Regions from separate parts of the Homo sapiens genome. Here region 2 is linked to region 1. The links are chromatin loops, found by intact Hi-C in ENCODE. Cell type or tissue: endothelial cell of umbilical vein. All regions are shown on one strand. Each heading gives the region's core, and the rest is flanking DNA. Links, peaks and the distances in the headings are about the cores only. Region 1 holds the start of ZNF544 (zinc finger protein 544). Region 2 holds the start of ZNF584 (zinc finger protein 584).

The links. A loop is a pair of places that touch in the nucleus more often than their neighbours do. Peaks named below come from ENCODE experiments on the same cell type or tissue, not always from the same donor. Only the 100,000 strongest peaks of a DNase experiment are listed, where the experiment ranks them.
Region 2: a loop joins it to region 1, with 5 times the contacts of the local background. A loop is called at or near these places in 2 of 110 quality-filtered maps.

What each region holds. Positions count from the first base shown.
Region 1 is chr19:58,225,631-58,233,954 of GRCh38, reverse strand. ZNF544 (zinc finger protein 544) reads right to left here and starts at 5,041. Exons shown (of 7, transcript NM_014480.4): 1 at 5,009-5,041; 2 at 4,385-4,487; 3 at 3,493-3,561. RefSeq lists an enhancer at 4,339-5,165. In endothelial cell of umbilical vein, for the core only: CTCF peaks have their summits at 4,832 and 5,039; DNase peaks (open chromatin) are centred at 4,474 and 5,154; H3K4me3 peaks cover 1,910 bases; H3K27ac peaks cover 1,182 bases.
Region 2 is chr19:58,402,350-58,410,673 of GRCh38, reverse strand. ZNF584 (zinc finger protein 584) reads right to left here and starts at 2,025. Exons shown (of 4, transcript NM_173548.3): 1 at 1,509-2,025; 2 at 583-733. The coding sequence starts at 1,526. ZNF584-DT (ZNF584 divergent transcript) reads left to right here and starts at 2,211. Exons shown (of 1, transcript NR_186337.1): 1 at 2,211-7,470. RefSeq lists a silencer at 1,897-1,956 and enhancers at 2,217-2,266, 2,193-2,838, 2,817-2,866. In endothelial cell of umbilical vein, for the core only: a CTCF peak has its summit at 3,455; a DNase peak (open chromatin) is centred at 2,123; H3K4me3 peaks cover 2,055 bases; H3K27ac peaks cover 521 bases.

The DNA of each region.
Region 1 (8,324 bases), core at 174-8,173:
ACATCTCTTTCTAGATTCAAGAACTTGGGAAAGTTTATATCTTTTCCCAGAGTGAACAAGTAGGAGGAGGGGAATCAAGACATGTTAAGGCTGGACACAATTTCCAAGTGGGAATGTTACACAGGCAGTTACGTTTGCCAGCCTGAAGCCCAGAGAAGATACTGGGGCACCACAGTAAAGATATTTAAGTCCATGAGACTCAGCAGCACTTAAACTAAACAGGAACAATCAAGTTACAGAGAGGGAACAGGACTCAGGACCAAGGGAATTCAATGATTTACAGATCTAATATAGGAGGGGCCTTGTGTACACAGAAGAAAATCTGGGTCTTTAAATTTTCTGTGGGCAGAATATATTACAGACAGAAGTGTGTAGATAAATCTATAACCTACCTTGACACCATACTTAAAATAATTTATTATACTCTATTTTGTCTTCCTGATCAAATTCTAAGACATGTGTTGAAGTTTCTCATATAGTCCTTCTCATATTTCCTTTAAGTACACAATTTTTGCTTTATATCTATGCTATGGTGTCTGGTCCATAAACATTCAAGATTAATGTATCTTGTTCCTATAGCCTTTTATCACTAAAGAGGTGATAAGGCCAGGCCTTAATCCTGTAATCATGCCTGTAATCCCAGCACTTTTGGAGGCTGATGTGGTTGGCAGTGTCCCCACCTATATCTCCTCTTGAATTGTAGCTCCCATAATTCCCACGTGTCATGTTGTGGGAGGGACTCAGTGGAAGGTAACTGAGTCATGGGGGCAGGTCTTTTCCTTGCTGTTCTTATGACAGTTTCACGAGATCTGACGCTTTTACAAAGAGGAGCTCCCCTGCACACACCCTCTTGCCTGCTGCCATGCAAGGTGTGACTTTGCTTCTCCTTCGCCTTCCGCCATGATTGTGAGACCTCCCCAGCTATGTGGAACTGTGAGTCAATTAAACCTCTTTCCTTTATAAATTACCCAGTCTTGGGTATGTCTTTTTTTTTTTTTTTTTTTTTTTGAGATGGAGTCTCTCTCTGTCGCCCAGGCTGGAGTGCAGTGGCACGATCTCGGCTCACTGCAAGCTCCGCCTCCCAGGTTCATGCCATTCTCCTGCCTCAGCCTCCAGAGTAGCTGGGACTACAGGCTCCCGCCATCACGCCCAGCTAATTTTTTGTATTTTTTTTTTTTTTTTTTTTTTTAGTAGAGACGGGGTTTCCCCATGTTAGCCAGGATGGTCTCAATCTCCTGACCTTGTGATCCGGCCGCCTCGGCCTCCCAAAGTGCTGGGATTACAGGCGTGAGCCACCGCGCCCGGCCCGGATATGTCTTTATTAGCATGAGAACAGACTAATACAGAGGTCAAAGCAGGAAGACTGCTTGAGCCTAGAAGTTGGAGACTAGCTTGGACAACTAAGTGAGACCAAGTCTCTACAAAAAAATCAAAAAGTTAGCTGGGTGTAGTGGTGTACACTTGTAGTCCCAGCTACTGAGAAGGCTGAGGTGGGAGGATCACTTGAGCCGGGAGGTCAAGGCTGCAGTGAGCTGTGATGGCATCACTGCACTCCAGTCTGGGTGACAGAGTGAGACCCTGTCTCAAAAAAAAAAAAAAAAAAAAAAAGATAAAATTGTCTTAATGCTGTTGCACTAAAGGTCTACTTTATCTGATATTATCTTGCCACCCATTTCCTTATTTGTTTTCACTGATGGATCTATGCTCATCCCACCACCTGTTTGTCAAAGCCTGGATCATCTGACTCTTCTAAGTAGAGCGTATCTTTAACTTTTTATTTTCAGTTCAATTTCAAAGTGTCTACTAAAACAGAGTTCTACCCATCACATTTACTGTGAGAACTAGTCTTATTTCTGGCATTACATATTATATTTTGTATTAGTTTTCAAGTTCAAGACCAGCCTGGACAACATGGAGAAACCCTGTCTATACTAAAAAAAAAAAAAATTAGCTGGGCGTGGCGGCACACATCTGTAATCCCAGTAACTTGGGAGGCTGAGGCACAAGAATCGCTTGAACCCAGGAGGCGGAGACTGCAGTGAGCCGAGGTCATGCCACCATTCCAGCCTAGGTGACAGAGCAAGACCTTGTCTCAAGAAAAAAACAAAACAAAACAAAAAACACACCAGGACTATTTTTTGAACTTGACAAAATATTTAAGCTTCTTTAATGAAAATAGAGACCTACGAAAAAGAGAGGTGACAGTCACAAACAGATAGTTCACAATAAAATAAACTACATGGCTGAAAAATGTACAAAGCTGCTCTGTATTAAAGACATATAATCCCAGCACTTTGTGAGGCCAAGGCAGGAGGCTCTCTTGAGGCTAGAAGTTCGAGACAAGCCTGGGCAACATGTGAGACCCCATTTATAAAAAAATAAATAATAAAGACATGAATTAAAACACACCGGGGCCTATGATCTCAGCTTCCTTCCCTAGCAAATGCCCCAGGCCTTCCTACCTTTCAAAATCCACTGACCACTCAGGCTGTACTTCCTACAGGCCAGGCACTGTACCCTGTCCTCTGCCTGAATTCATGCATTTGATCTTCCTTGTAACCCCACAAAGACAATTAACAGAATTTACCCTGCTTTCTAAATGAGGAAACCAAGGCAGAAAGAACTTGAGTAAAATTTAACTGAGGCCTCGTGGCTGGGGAGTGAGAAGGTGGGAGCTCCATAGCTCATGGCCCTAAGCACACTACCACTCAGGCTCCCAGCCTCCCCGTCTGGTACACCCCACCCCAGCCCAGCCCAATGCCCCTGTTCTTTTTCTTAACATCCTTGGCCTGAGGCCCACCTCTTGGCCTCTCTGATCTGTTTGTTCTGTGCAATCTGCCTATGCCCTTGACTGCCCTCTCTGCCCAACCCTGCTAGTTTCTGAGTTCTGGGTGGTATAGGAGTTCAGGAACACCAGTATCCACTCAGTCACTATCCCCTTACAGCTGCGAGCTCATGCTCTCACACCCTACTTCAGTCCCCTCCCACCACTGTCCTCTCTGTGCAGACAAATCGGCCTTTTAATTCACTCCAAGGGATGACTCTGGACTCTTTCAACCTCCTGGCACACAAACTCCTGCAGGCCTGCACTCATTAGTAGCTCCCTTCAAATTCTGAGCTGAGATGTCTTCTCCCTGGTCAAGATGAATCCATATCCCAGTGCCCCACCCCCTGCCTCTTCTCCTCTCAGGTGAGGCCTGAACAGAGTGACCAACACTCTCAGTTTCCCCCTCCTCATCTTGCCCATCCTGCTCTGCTCTCTCACTCCCAAACACACACACAAACACAAATGTAGACCACATCCAAGAGGTCTGCCCAATATCTTATGTGTTACTATCTTGTCCTGATGCTCCTGGCCTTCCCTGGGGAATCTCTCACTGCCTGTGTCCATCTTTGCTCTCTAACCCTGTCCTTCCTTGTCTGGAGGCATCCAAGGGCAACGGCTGAGAACACTCACTTTGCAACCTGCTGTCAAAGTACTGGCTCCATTACCTGCCACTGTAGGACTCTGAACGGGTCTCTTTAACCTCTCCAGGCCTCAGTTTCCTCATCCGTAGACATCTGGAAAAACAGCAAGACCTGCCTTGTGAGGATGCTAAAAGAATTAATTGAGTTGCATTTACAGAGCTTAACATTGTGTTAACCTGCAAAAGGGGCACAACACATGTATTCATAGTGATTATACTTGGACATAAAATTCCCCATCTGTTCCTCATACTGGACCTGTATGGTGGCTGATCTGGCAGAAGTCCCTCTGGCTGCAGGGCTGGGGAGGGAGTTGCTTTCTCTTTCCTTTTCCAGTTTTCTCCTTCCCTGCTTGTGGGGTGACGTTTCCAATCTGCTCCAGGTTACGTGTCCAGCCCAAACCTCCTGGGCTTCCTGCCACTGCCATTCCCTCCTCCACATTCAGCCATGTCACCCACATGCTCCTCAACTCCCATGCAGAGACTGACCAGGCATACCACATCTTCCTTGCACTGTGACTTCTACCCTGGCTCCACGCTGGAAACAGAAACACAGTCTTCCTCCACTCCTTCCTGTCTTTTGGCATCCCTCCTTACACGGAGTCATTTCCACAATCAGATGTTTCCCTACTCCCTTAGACTCTTGAAATCCAACCCCATGCCTTCCTCATTAGCACTGCCTTGTACGGTCCCCATCAAATATCACCCAACACAAATGGAACCCCGATCCCTAACTTACAGGCGTTACATACACATCCCATCCTGTTCACCTCTGTAGTCTCTCTATGGGGTGCACCAGCATCGCTTAACCAGTGCAGGCCCCCAACACCCCAGTTACCCCTGCCCTGCGTGGACTGGCCTTAATCTTCTGTTCACTTGGAAAATACACATGTTCTCTGCAAGGTTCAAGCTTCACGTACCATTGGAAGAAAATGTGTCCACGTCTGGAGCTGGGATGACCTCTGGGGTCCAATAGGCGTCACCTGCCTGGTGCCGCTGTGCCAGGAGGCTCTTGGCTGCCACCTGTGGATAAGCCGCAGAAGATGAGTTGAGGGAGGAAAAAGGAGCCGGGAGAGGCCCGCTGGGTCGGCAGCCCCAGAGCTCCAGACGCCAGCCTGAATCCCCCGCCCCTGCAGCCCTCGACCCAGGCACCCTCTGTCGGGAGGGCCCACCCAGTCCCACCCAGTCCCACCCAGTCCCACCCAGTCCCACCCAGTTCCACCCCTGCCCGTACCTGCGAGGTACTATAAGTTCCCTCCCAGCTCTGCAGCAGGAGAGCCTCCCGACAAGCTCAGACCCAGCCGGGCGCTCCTGCAGGGGAAACCTGACTGGACCGGCCTTCCCCGTCCCTGAGGCCGGAGAGATCCCGATCCCATCAGGCCCCTGCCCTTGCTCGGCCTCGCCGCATGAGGGACCCCCGCAGGCCCTGCTCGTTTCTCCGGCACGCCCAGATCACTTGGGGCGGCTCTGGCCTGGTCCTGCGCTCCGGCCGCACCCGGCTAACAGTGAAACCTCCGAGCCAACCTTGAGGCCGCCAGACTCACCTGCACGCACCGGCCAATGGCGGTGCTTCCGGTGGCCGGCGGACGTGCCCGCGCTCCGCGCAACAAACAACTCCCAGAAGGCCGCGCGCCGGTAGCCGTTGCTCCCACAGGCATAGTCATTGCCGGCGGGAGCATGGGGCCCCGCGGCGGCGGGATGAGCTTTTTCCTGTGTTCGCGACTAGCATTGTGGCTTAGGGAGTTGCTTCCCGCGGCTCTGCTCCTTGCAGCGCCTGTCCCCTCCCCCTTAAACGGGCCACGCTGGTTCTCATCCAGCAACCGAAGCCGAGACTGTGGAGGCGGCGGTCGGCGTCCAGGGCGGGACTAGCGCCTATGGGGCTCGGCGCTGTCATCTCGGGTGCCTTCCCGGCGCCTTGCCCTGCTGGGGAGAGAGACCAAGACTGAGCCATGAGAACAGTCCAAGGCCGTTAACCGGGAGCTCAGGGGCAAGGGCGCCCGCCAACATCTGCGCCTGTGGCAGGGACTCAGGGACAGCCTGGGCGTGGGGACGCGTCCTAGTGATAGAAACAAAGCCCCGGGAGTGCCCTGCTTGGAGCATTCCGAGTGGAAGGTGGAAGCACGCTAACTGGAGGCGATTCGTCCTAGGTGATCGCTCAGTCGAGCCTATTTGGCTTTCTGTGGTAGCTCCTAAGTGGGACAGGGAAAAAAATAGGGAGGCTGGCAGTGACCAAGTTCTGTTTTGTACCTATTGCTGCAGAAGTTGTGGGACAGAGTTCTGTTATTATAAATGGTCTGATGTTCAGTCTCAGTGCGTTGTGGGGCTCAATGTCTGAGACCCACCACCGCCTGACCCGTCCTGGCTCTTCAATGAGGGAGACCACAGGAAACTTTCCTACGAAGGCCAGGTAGGCGGGAACCACTGTGGCTCAGGCACCCTCAGCTCCTGGACTGTGCTTTTGTGTCTGGGGTGCATCTGTGACTAGCCTTCCTTGGCTTGACTGTTTTGTAGCTGACCTTGTCGATAGCTTTACCCAACAGTCATCATCTTTTTACTTGCTTATTTTCATACCTGGCTAGCACGACCCTGCAATTTTTAGATTCTTCCGGGAAATCTAGAATCTAACTCCCTAAGGGAGGATCTTGATGGATTCTAAGCTAATCAGAATGGACTCAAGCTTCTTGCTGTGTGAATTAGGCAAGGATATTCTGGCCAAGGAGAAATAAGGCTGCTAGGGGTTTCCTGGGAAGGTTCCCTCAGTCTTTTTTTTTTTTTTTTTTTTTTTTTTTTTTTGTGAGACGGAGTCTCGCTCTGTCCACCAGGCTGGAGTGCAGTGGTACGATCTAGGCCCACGGCACTCTCCGCCTTCCGGGTTCACGCCTTTCTCCTGCCTCAGCCTCCCGAGTAGCTGGGACTACAGGCGCCCGCCACCACGCCCGGCTAATTTTTTGTAATTTTTCTTTTTTAGTAGAGACGGTGTTTCTCCCTGTTAGCCAGGATGGTCTCGATCTCCTGACCTCATGATCCACCCGCCTCGGCCTCCCAAAGTGCTGGCATTACAGGCATGAGCCACCGCTCCCGGCCGGTTCCCTCAGTCTTAAAAGTGGACATAAGATAGCAATGTGTCTTCTTTTGCCCCTGGACCGTGATGTCTGTATGTGATGTGTAGGACAATTACAAGCACACTGGCACCATGAGGAAGCCACCCCAGGAGGTAAAGGCAACATGCTGAGAATGGCACAGCAGAAAAATGGAAAGAACCAGTATCCATGATGGAATGAATCCTCTTTGTGCCACTGAATCAACATTGCCTATGCTCACCTCAGGGACTTTTCATTATGAGATAATAAATGATCTTGTTTGTTTTTATTATAGAAAATTTCAGGCCAGGAGTGGTGGCTCACGCCTGTAATCCCAGCACTTTGGGAGGCTGAGGCAGGCCGATCACGAAGTCAGGAGATCGAGACCATCCTGGTTAACATGGTGAAACCCCGTCTCTACAAAAAATACAAAAAATTAGCCGGGCGTGGTGGCGGGAGCCTGTAGTCCCAGCTCCTTGGGAGGCTGAGGCAGGAGAATGGCCCTGAACCCAGGAGGCGGAGCTTGCAGTGAGCCAAGATCACGCCACTGCACTCTAGCCTGGGCAACAGAGGGAGACTCCGTCTCAAAAAAAAAAAAAGTTCAAGTAAATAAGAACTTTGATGTTACATTTCTGTTTACTGTTTCCATGTCTGTATCAATAATGGAGTCGTCTGAGGAACAACTTTCCCTACATCAGTGTTTATATTATTCAGTTTTAGGCTTAGTGCTTAAGCTTAGTGATCGCCTTTTGTAGGATTGTGTCATAAGAGCAAAGAATGACCATATATTGTTACATTAAAAATGTTACCTTTGGCTGGGCACAGTGGCTTATGCCTGTAATTCCAGCACTTTGGGAGGCTGAGACAGGTGAATCACCTGAGGTCATGAGTGCAAGGTCAGCCTGGCCAACATGGCGAAACCCTGTCTCTACTAAAAATACAAAAACTAGCCAGGTGTGGTGGTGGGCACCTGTAATCCCAGCTACTCAGGAGGCTGAGACAGGAGAATGGCTTGAGCCCAGGAGGTGGAGGTTGCAGTGAGCCGAGATGGTGCCACTGCACTCCTCCAGCCTGCCTCTGACTCAAAAAAAAAAAAAAAAAAAGTTACTTTTACCTTGATGTCTAAATAAAAGGGAAGAAAATCTTTTAAAAGTTATGGCTGGGCACAATGCCTCACACCTGTAACCCCAGAACTTTGGGAGGCTGAGGTTGGAAGATCACTTGAGACCAAGAGGTTGAGGCTGCAGGGAGTGATGATCTTGCCACTATACTCCAGCCTGGATGACAGAGTGAAACCCTGTCTCAATTTAAAAAGTTCATTGGCCAGGTGCGGTCGCTCACGCCTGTAATCCCAGCACTTTGGGAGGCCAAGGCAGGTGGATCACGAGGTCAGAAGATCGAGACCATCCTGGCTAACATGGTGAAACCCCGTCGCCACTAAAAAATACAAAAAATTAGGCCGGGCACGGTGGCTCACGCCTGTAATCCTAGCACTTTGGGAGGCCGAGGCGGGCGGATCACTTGAGGTCAGGAGTTCAAAACCAGCTTGGCCATCATGGTGAAACCCCGTCTCTACTAAAAATACAAAAAAATTAGCTGGGCATGGTGGTGTGTGTCTGTAATCCCTGCTACTCGGGAGGCTGAGGCAGGAGAATAGCTTGAACCCGGGAGGTGGAGGTTGCAGTGAGCTGAGATTGTGTCACCACACTCCAGCCTGGGCAACAGGGAGACTCCATCTCAAAAAAAAAATACAAAAAATTAGCCGGGCATGGTGGCGGGC
Region 2 (8,324 bases), core at 304-8,303, 180 kb before region 1:
CATATATACATATATACACATATATACACATATATATACACATATATACACATATATACACATATATATACATATATATACATATATATACATATATATACATATATATATACACATATATATATATATATATATATATATATATATATATATATTTCCCAAACCGTTCTGATTAAAATTCATGGCTCAAGCCTGGCCCAGGGAGGTCCCTGTAAAATTTCTTTTGTAGGGAGGCAAAACCCAGAGCACAGAGAAGCCATGTCTTCAAGAGAGTCACATGGCCAGGAAAAGGCAGAGCTTGGTGGGATTTGGTGGGCAAACTATGAAACATCTGACCCCCAAAACCTGCTCCACTAGCTCCTGGGGCAAGAGGTGTTGAGGCTGCCAACAGCATTGCTCAGAGAAAGGCAGGGAAAGAGCACACCGCCGAGTCCCACCACCGAGTCCCACCACCCACAATACCTACAACAGGGAATCTGGGAAGGAAAGAGCCCCCATGGTCTGGCTTCGTTATGGACAGAACTTCGCATGGGGAAAATGAGGGGGTAGTCAGTGTGCTGGGGGACAGTGTAAGAGACTTACCCAGTGAGCTAACGAGTGCAAAGTTCTCCAGCATCACATCCCGGTATAGGCCCTTCTGGGTCACATTAAGGAGCCCCCACTCCTCCCTGGAGAAATATACCGTCACATCCTCAAACATCACCAAGCCCTGCAATGATGGGTCCAACTGAGCCTTGGGGTCAATGATGGGCAGAAAAAAACAACCAAAATATGGACAGATGGACACATTCAGGCCCTTGACCTGTATCTCAGGGTCCTATCACATCTCCCCCTGACATTATCTTTCCCTATGAGCTCTAAACTCTTCCCCACCTTACTCCCTACACATACCCTTATACCTTCCTTCTCCTATCCCAGAGGAATATCAGAGCTGCTGGTGTTATTGATGCTTCTGGTGTTACTACTGGAAACTGTGTCCAGCCCAAAGCGACATCAGGTTGGTGACCAGACTGATGCCATCTATGTGCAGGGCCAAGGGCACAGGCTCCACTCTATCTCCTGCCTGCCAATTCCAGTCCCAGAGATCATACCTCTCAGACGCAACCAAACCTATGCTCATCCTTCTCCCTTAGGTCTCAAGTACCTGGTCCCAGGGTCCAGTTTGCCTCCTGCTCAACAGGCACAAAACTGGACAACAGAATGCCTAAAACTGTACACCCCCAGCACAACGTCCCCAGTTTACCCTATAGGCAATTGCCTGGCCTTCCACACGCCGTTCTGCACATGCGTCTCCAGAGGGCCTGGCACAGCAACTACGACCCCATCCTGTCCCAGTCCTGCGGCACATCTCCAATGGCTCCCACTGCCAAGGGCATGCCCCAGCCGTGCATCAAAGACCTCCCCCTGGAATCATACGCAGATCTCCTGCCCTCCTCCAACTCTGCCCTGGCACACGCCGCCCCCCACCTGGTGGGCCCCCTCATTCCTCGGAGGCATCCTCTGCTCACCTCCGCCTCCCCGGCCATTGGACCGTGCGGGCAGAACCCGTGGACTGGACCCACGGCCTCAGCCGAAACGCGTCCCGGGCGCGGAAACCCTCGGCCGCCGTGGAACCTTCCCGGGAAGCTCTCCCCGCGCGGGTGAAATGCGTCCGAAGACAGGGAACCGCTTCCCGGAGCCGCTGGGAAGGAGGACGGTACGGAGGCCCGGGAGACCCACGGCGCCTGTCCGCGAGCGATAAGTCTGAGGAAGATGGAGCCACTCGCCGGTGGGGCACGGCGCGTGGAAGGCGCGGCAAAGGTCCCTGCCCTTCACCTCGCGCAGGGGATCGCGAGGAAGTCACCCCGGCCCACGCAGAGCTGCCTGAGGCGCCGGGACAGCCTTCCCGCCGAGGACTGCGGACTGCCGGGCAACGCCGGAACTCCCGGAACTCCCGTGGCCCGCGCCTCCCCTCGCTCGGCGCCCCTCACGCCACGACCTCCATTCCCGGCTCTCCTCGCGGCGCGGCTGGGTCGTTGCCAAGGCGATAAGGGAGGGCGCCGCTAGCTCCTGAAGCGGGACGTGAACTACATTTCCCATAAGGAGCCTCGACGTGGGGCCGTTCAGACTTGGCCAATGGCGGCCCAGGAACGGGAACGTTCGGGCGGGCCCTGCGTGGGGCGGGGCTTCCGGCGTCGGCTTTCGGCGCTGGCTTTGGGGCGGTTTGCGGCAGTGGGATCATTGGGCGGTGGGCGGTGTGGAGGAGTCTCCGCTGGTCCGCAGAAACGAACGAAGGCGCGAGAATCGGGAAGTTCTGCCTCAGTGACCTGTACGCGTCCTAGCCGCAGTGAATGTTGCTGAACCCCGGTGACCTCACAGTGGAGGGGCGGCCCCATGGGGCCATCGGACCGCGCCGCGCGGGGGCGTTCGCCAGGGCCTCCGCAGAAGCCCGCCTGTGCCCGCAACCGCCCCGAAATTCTCTCCCTGGCACCGTGTCCGCTTTACGGAGCCCGGAGCAAGGCTCAGAAAAATGTCCCAGCCAAAAACATGGTACATGCCTGTCATCAGGCAAGTCTTCAAAGAGCGGCTGGGACCAGGGGCCGAGGGACCTCGTTTAGAGGCGGCTTAGGGGGAAGGTCAGCAGTTGTGTTTCAGTTGTGTTGGGTTTTCGGCGCCCCACAATGCGGGCGACGTATGGGCCACAGGTGTGGATGCCAGGGACAGGTCGCCCTGCACATGGCTGAGGCACGGTAGGCTTGTAGTCTACCCCATATCAGGCCATGGTGATCTCAGGTATGGGGGCCTGGGAGAGGAGAGTGAGTACATGGCTGAGTACGTCAGAGCACGGGGTCAGGGACACATCAGGGGAGGACGCTGGCAGGAGAATAACCGGGCTCCTGGGTGTCCTCCGCTGAATTCAGACGCGTTCATGTTAGAGCAGGTGGGCCTGCGTCCTCCCGGACGAACGGAGTTCTTAGGCAAGGTCCAGAGGAGCTTCTACCTGAAGTGGTGCTGGAGAACTTTGCACTCAGTGCTGGGTGAGACCACTGGCACCATAACTCTCCCCAGCCTCAACTCTGGTTTTTTTCCTCTGTTCTTTCCATGTTCCCCTTGGAAGTCGCTGTTGGTCGTGGCACTGAGGCCCAGATCATGCCACCTCCTCTAACAAGTGGCTGAGTGGACACCCCACACATTCTACCCAAGGGCCGTGAGTGGCCAAGATCGGGGCTCAGAAGTCTCTGAATCTTCACAGCTGGTCACGTTCAGCTCGGTCACTTCCTGTAAGATTCCAGGCACTGCATGCACTGACATGGGTGCGTGTGGGCCCACTGGGTCCTGCCTGGGAGCCTTCCCTGAATGTTCATTTTTTGCAGGTCTGTGTTTGTCTTGGAGTAAGGATTATTCTCGCTTGCTGGGGTCATGGTGTTTTGGCCTCTCCTGGCCTGGACTCTCAAAAACTCATCATCCTTCATAGGTCTGAAGGCTTCTACATTCCCACCAGCAGGTGGACCATATGAACTCAAAACTAGTTGTGGCAGAGGGACCCTGAAGAGATCTACCCCTGGTGAATGCCCCCAGGAGTGGGCTGTTCTCACACCTGGTGCCCAGCCTGTGCCCTCGCAGGTCTTGGTGCCTCCACTCAGCTCAATTCCAGTTTTCTGGCCATGCCCCGCTGTGTCCCTTTCTCTCTCCTTAGTGCCTAGCTGTGCAATGTTTGCCTCTCCTTAACATGTCCTCAGCTGACCCCATATCCTCAGTCCTTGCAACCCTGTTCCTCAGTGACACCTGTGTATTCTCTCCAGTGGAGACACAGGTGGGACACCCCCAAGCTCATGGTACATGCCTGTCATCAGTACCCCTGGACTGTCATGGTGGGTCAGTCTGCCCTAGGCTGGACTGACCAACCTGTTCATTCCCCCACAGGATTGCCCTTTACAGTTCATGAGTTCCCCCAACTGGAGTGCAGACAAGAGCACTGATTGATGGACCAGGTAGACTTGAAACCAGGAATAGCACAAAAGTTATCAAAGAGGCTCAGCCATGGAGATTGCAAGCTGGGGATGGAAGTATCCCTGGAATTGAGCTGTTCTCACACCTGGTACCTGAGTTATACCCCTGGTGTCTGGGTACCAAGGTCACTAGCCTTGCCACTTTTCTATGTTCCTGATCCCCTACTAAACAGTCCACCTTTTCGCCTACTTCCCCTGACTCCTGTACCCTGTCCCCTCTTTCTGCCTAGTTTGAAGACACTGGTCATCCCATAACATGTCCTGGGCTAATACATATCCTCAAATCGTTCTTGAAAATCTGTTCCTCTTCCCTCCTCCCCCTCCCCCTCCCCCCCCCCCCGCTCTTTCCACGGTCTCCCTCTGATGCCGAGCCGAAGCTGGACGGTACTGCTGCCATCTCGGCTCACTGCAACCTCCCTGCCTGATTCTCTTGCCTCAGCCTGCCGAGTGCCTGCGATTGCAGGCGCGTGCCGCCACGCCTGACTGGTTTTCGTATTTTTTTTGGTGGAGACGGGGTTTCGCTGTGTTGGCCGGGCTGGTCTCCAGCTCCTAACCACGAGTGATCCGCCAGCCTCGGCCTCCCGAGGTGCCGGGATTGCAGACGGAGTCTCGTTCATTCAGTGCTCAATGGTGTCCAGGCTGGAGTGCAGTGGCGTGATCTCGGCTCGCTACAACCTCCACCTCCCAGCAACCCGCCTTGGCCTCCCAAAGTGCCGAGATTGCAGCCTCTGCCCGGCGGCCACCCCGTCTGGGAAGTGAGGAGCGTCTCCGCCTGGCCGCCCATCATCTGGGATGTGAGGAGCCCCTCTGCCTGGCTGCCCAGTCTGGAAAGTGAGGAGCGTCTCTGCCCGGCCGCCATCCCATCTAGGAAGTGAGGAGCGCCTCTTCCCGGCCGCCATCACATCTGGGAAGTGAGGAGCGTCTCTGCCCGGCCGCCCATCGTCTGAGATGTGGGGAGCATCTCTGCCCTGCCGCCCCGTCCGGGATGTGAGGAGCGTCTCTGCCCGGCCGCCCCGTCTGAGAAGTGAGGAGACCCTCTGCCTGGCAACTGCCCCGTCTGAGAAGTGAGGAGCCCCTCCGCCCGGCAGCCGCCCCGTCTGAGAAGTGAGGAGCCCCTCCGCCCAGCAGCCACCCCGTCTGGGAAGTGAGGAGCATCTCCGCCCGGCAGCCGCCCCGTCTGAGAAGTGAGGAGCCTCTCCGCCCAGCAGCCACCTCGTCCGGGAGGGAGGTGGGGGGGTCAGCCCCCCGCCCGGCCAGCCGCCCCGTCCGGGAGGGAGGTGGGGGGATCAGTCCCCCACCCGGCCAGCCGCCCTGTCCGGGAGATGAGGGGCGCCTCTGCCCGGCCGCCCCTACTGGGAAGTGAGGAGCCCTTCTGCCCGGCCAGCCGCTCCGTCCGGGAGGGAGGTGGGGGGGTCAGCCCCCCGCCCGGCCAGCCGCCCTGTCCGGAAGGGAGGTGGGGGGGTCAGCCCCCCGCGCGGCCAGCCGACCCGTCCGGGAGGGAGGTGGGGGGGTCAGCCCCCTGCCCGGCCAGCCGCCCCGTCCGGGAGGTGCGGGGCGCCTCTGCCCGGCCGCCCCTACTGGGAAGTGAGGAGCCCCTCTGCCCGGCCAGCCGCCCCATCTGGGAGGGAGGTGGGGGGGTCAGCCCCCCGCCCTGCCAGCCGCCCTGTCCGGGAGGGAGGTGGGGGGGTCAGCCCCCCGCCTGGCCAGCCACCCCGTCCGGGAGGTGAGGGGCGCCTCTGCCCGGCCGCCCCTACTGGGAAGTGAGGAGCCCCTCTGCCTGGCCAGCCGCCCCGTCCAGGAGGGAGGTGGGGGGGGGGGTCAGCCCCCCGCCTGGCGAGCCGCCCTGTCCGGGAGGTGAGGGGCGCCTCTGCCCGGCCGCCCCTACTGGGAAATGAGGAGCCCCTCTGCCCGGCCACCACCCCATCTGGGAGGTGTACCCAACAGCTCGTTGAGAACGGGCCATGATGACAATGGCGGTTTTGTGGAATAGAAAGGGGGGAAAGATGGGGAAAAGATTGAGAAATCGGATGGTTGCCGTGTCTGTGTAGAAAGAGGTAGACGTGGGAGACTTTTCATTTTGTTCTGTACTAAGAAAAATTCTTCTGCCTTGGGATCCTGTTGATCTGTGACCTTACCCCCAACCCTGTGCTCTCTGAAACATGTGCTGTATCCACTCAGGGTTGAATGGATTAAGGGCGGTGCAAGATGTGCTTTGTTAAACAGATGCTTGAAGGCAGCATGCTCCTTAAGAGTCATCACCACTCCCTAATCTCAAGTACCCAGGGACACAAACACTGCGGAAGGCCGCAGGGTCCTCTGCCTAGGAAAACCAGAGACCTTTGTTCACTTGTTTATCTGCTGACCTTCCCTCCCCTATTGTCCTGTGACCCTGCCAAATCCCCCTCTACGAGAAACACCCAAGAATGATCAATAAAAAAAAAAGAAAAAAAAAAAATCTGTTCCTCTGTGAGATGGGCCTGATCTCTCCCACGGGTGGAGCAGAGGAGTAGAGGGTCCAGGGCCTGAGTCTCCCATAGGCTAAGTATTTGCCCTGAGTCATAAAGCCAGTGGGAGGCAGTGCTACAGTTTGATTCCAGGAAGTCTCAGACCAAAGTTCTCTCTTAACCACTTACCTTTCCTGGGCTTAATAGTTAGTTCATTTATGTTTTTCCTGGCACTACTTCATTGGACCTCATTTTAGTTTCTTCTTTTTTTTTTTTTTTTTTGAGACGGAGTTGCTCTGACACCCAGGCTGGAGTGCAGTGCCACGATCTCACAGTAACCTCCGCCTCCCGGGTTCAAGCAATTCTGTCTCAGCCTCACGAATAGCTGGGACGACAAGCGCGTGCCACCACACCCGGCTAATTTTTGTATTTTTAGTAGAGTTGGGGTTTCACCATTTTGGCCAGGATGGTCTCCATCTCCTGACCTCGTGATCCGCCCCGCTCAGCCTCCCAAAATGCTGGGATTACAGGCATGAGCTACCGCACCCGGCCCATTTGTTAACATTGTAAAATGAATATTAGTACATTATTATTAATGTACATTATATGGGTTTTCACAAATGCATAAATTCATGTATCCACCATTACAATATAGTACAAAATACTTTTACTGCCCCCAAAAATTACTTGTGCTACTATTCATTCCTCCCTCCCTCCCTCCCTCCCTCCCACTGAGTCCCTGGCAGTCACTGCTTTACTGTCTCTATAGCTTTACCTTTTCCAGAATGTCATAAACTTGTAATCATACAGTATGTAGCTTTTTCAGTCTGGCTTCTGTCACTTACCAATGTGCATTTCAGACTCCTCCATGCCTTTCATAACTTGGTAGCACAGTTAATTTTATTGCTGAATGATATTCCATTGTGTGGATGTAACACAGATTAGCCATTTATCTATTGAAGGACATCTGGGTTGATTCAAGTTTTGAGCAATTATGAATAAAGCTGCTATAATAATTTGTGTGGTTTTCGCATGGACATAAGTTCTCAACTCATTTGTGCAAATACCCAGGAGTGTGATTGCTGTATCATATGGTAAGACTATATTTAACTTTCTGTAAGAAACTGCCAAACTGTCTTCCAAAGTGGCTATACCATTTTGCCTTTCTATCAGCAGTAAACGAGAGTTCCCATTGCCTCACAACCTTGCTAGCATATGGTGCTATCAGTGTTTTGCATTGTAGCCATTCTAATAGATGTATAGTAGTATCTCATTATTGTTTCAATTTGCAGTTCCCTAATGGCATATGATGTGGAGCATATTTTCATGTGCCTATTTGCCAGCTATGTATCTATTTTTCTTAGGTGAGGGGTCTATTCAGACCTACGGCCTTTTTTTTTTTTTTTTTTTTTTTTTGAGACGCAGTTTCGCTCTTGTTGCCCAGGCTGGAGTGCAATGGTGCAATCTCGGCTCGCCGCAACCTCCGCCTCCCGAGTTCAAGCGATTCTCCTGCCTGTCAGCCTCCCGAGGAGCTGGGATAACAGGCATGTGCCACCACGCCCAGCTAATTTTGTATTTTTAGTACAGATGGGGTTTCTCCATGTTGGTCAGGCTGGTCTCGAACTCCTGACCTCAGGTGATCCGCCCACCTCAGCCTCCCAAAGTGGTGGGATTACAGGCGTGAGCCACCGCGCCCAGCCTTGAATTGTACACTCAAAATGGGCAAATTATATGGTATGTAAATTGTTTTTTAAAAAAATCTGTTATGTTTTGAAAGAACAAGTAGATGTCTGGGAGATTCTTTGGAGAAGTACTTAATGTGAAATTTTCCACAACGATAAAAATGAAAGCACCCATCCCCCTGGTGGGGGGACACAGATCACAGGTAGCT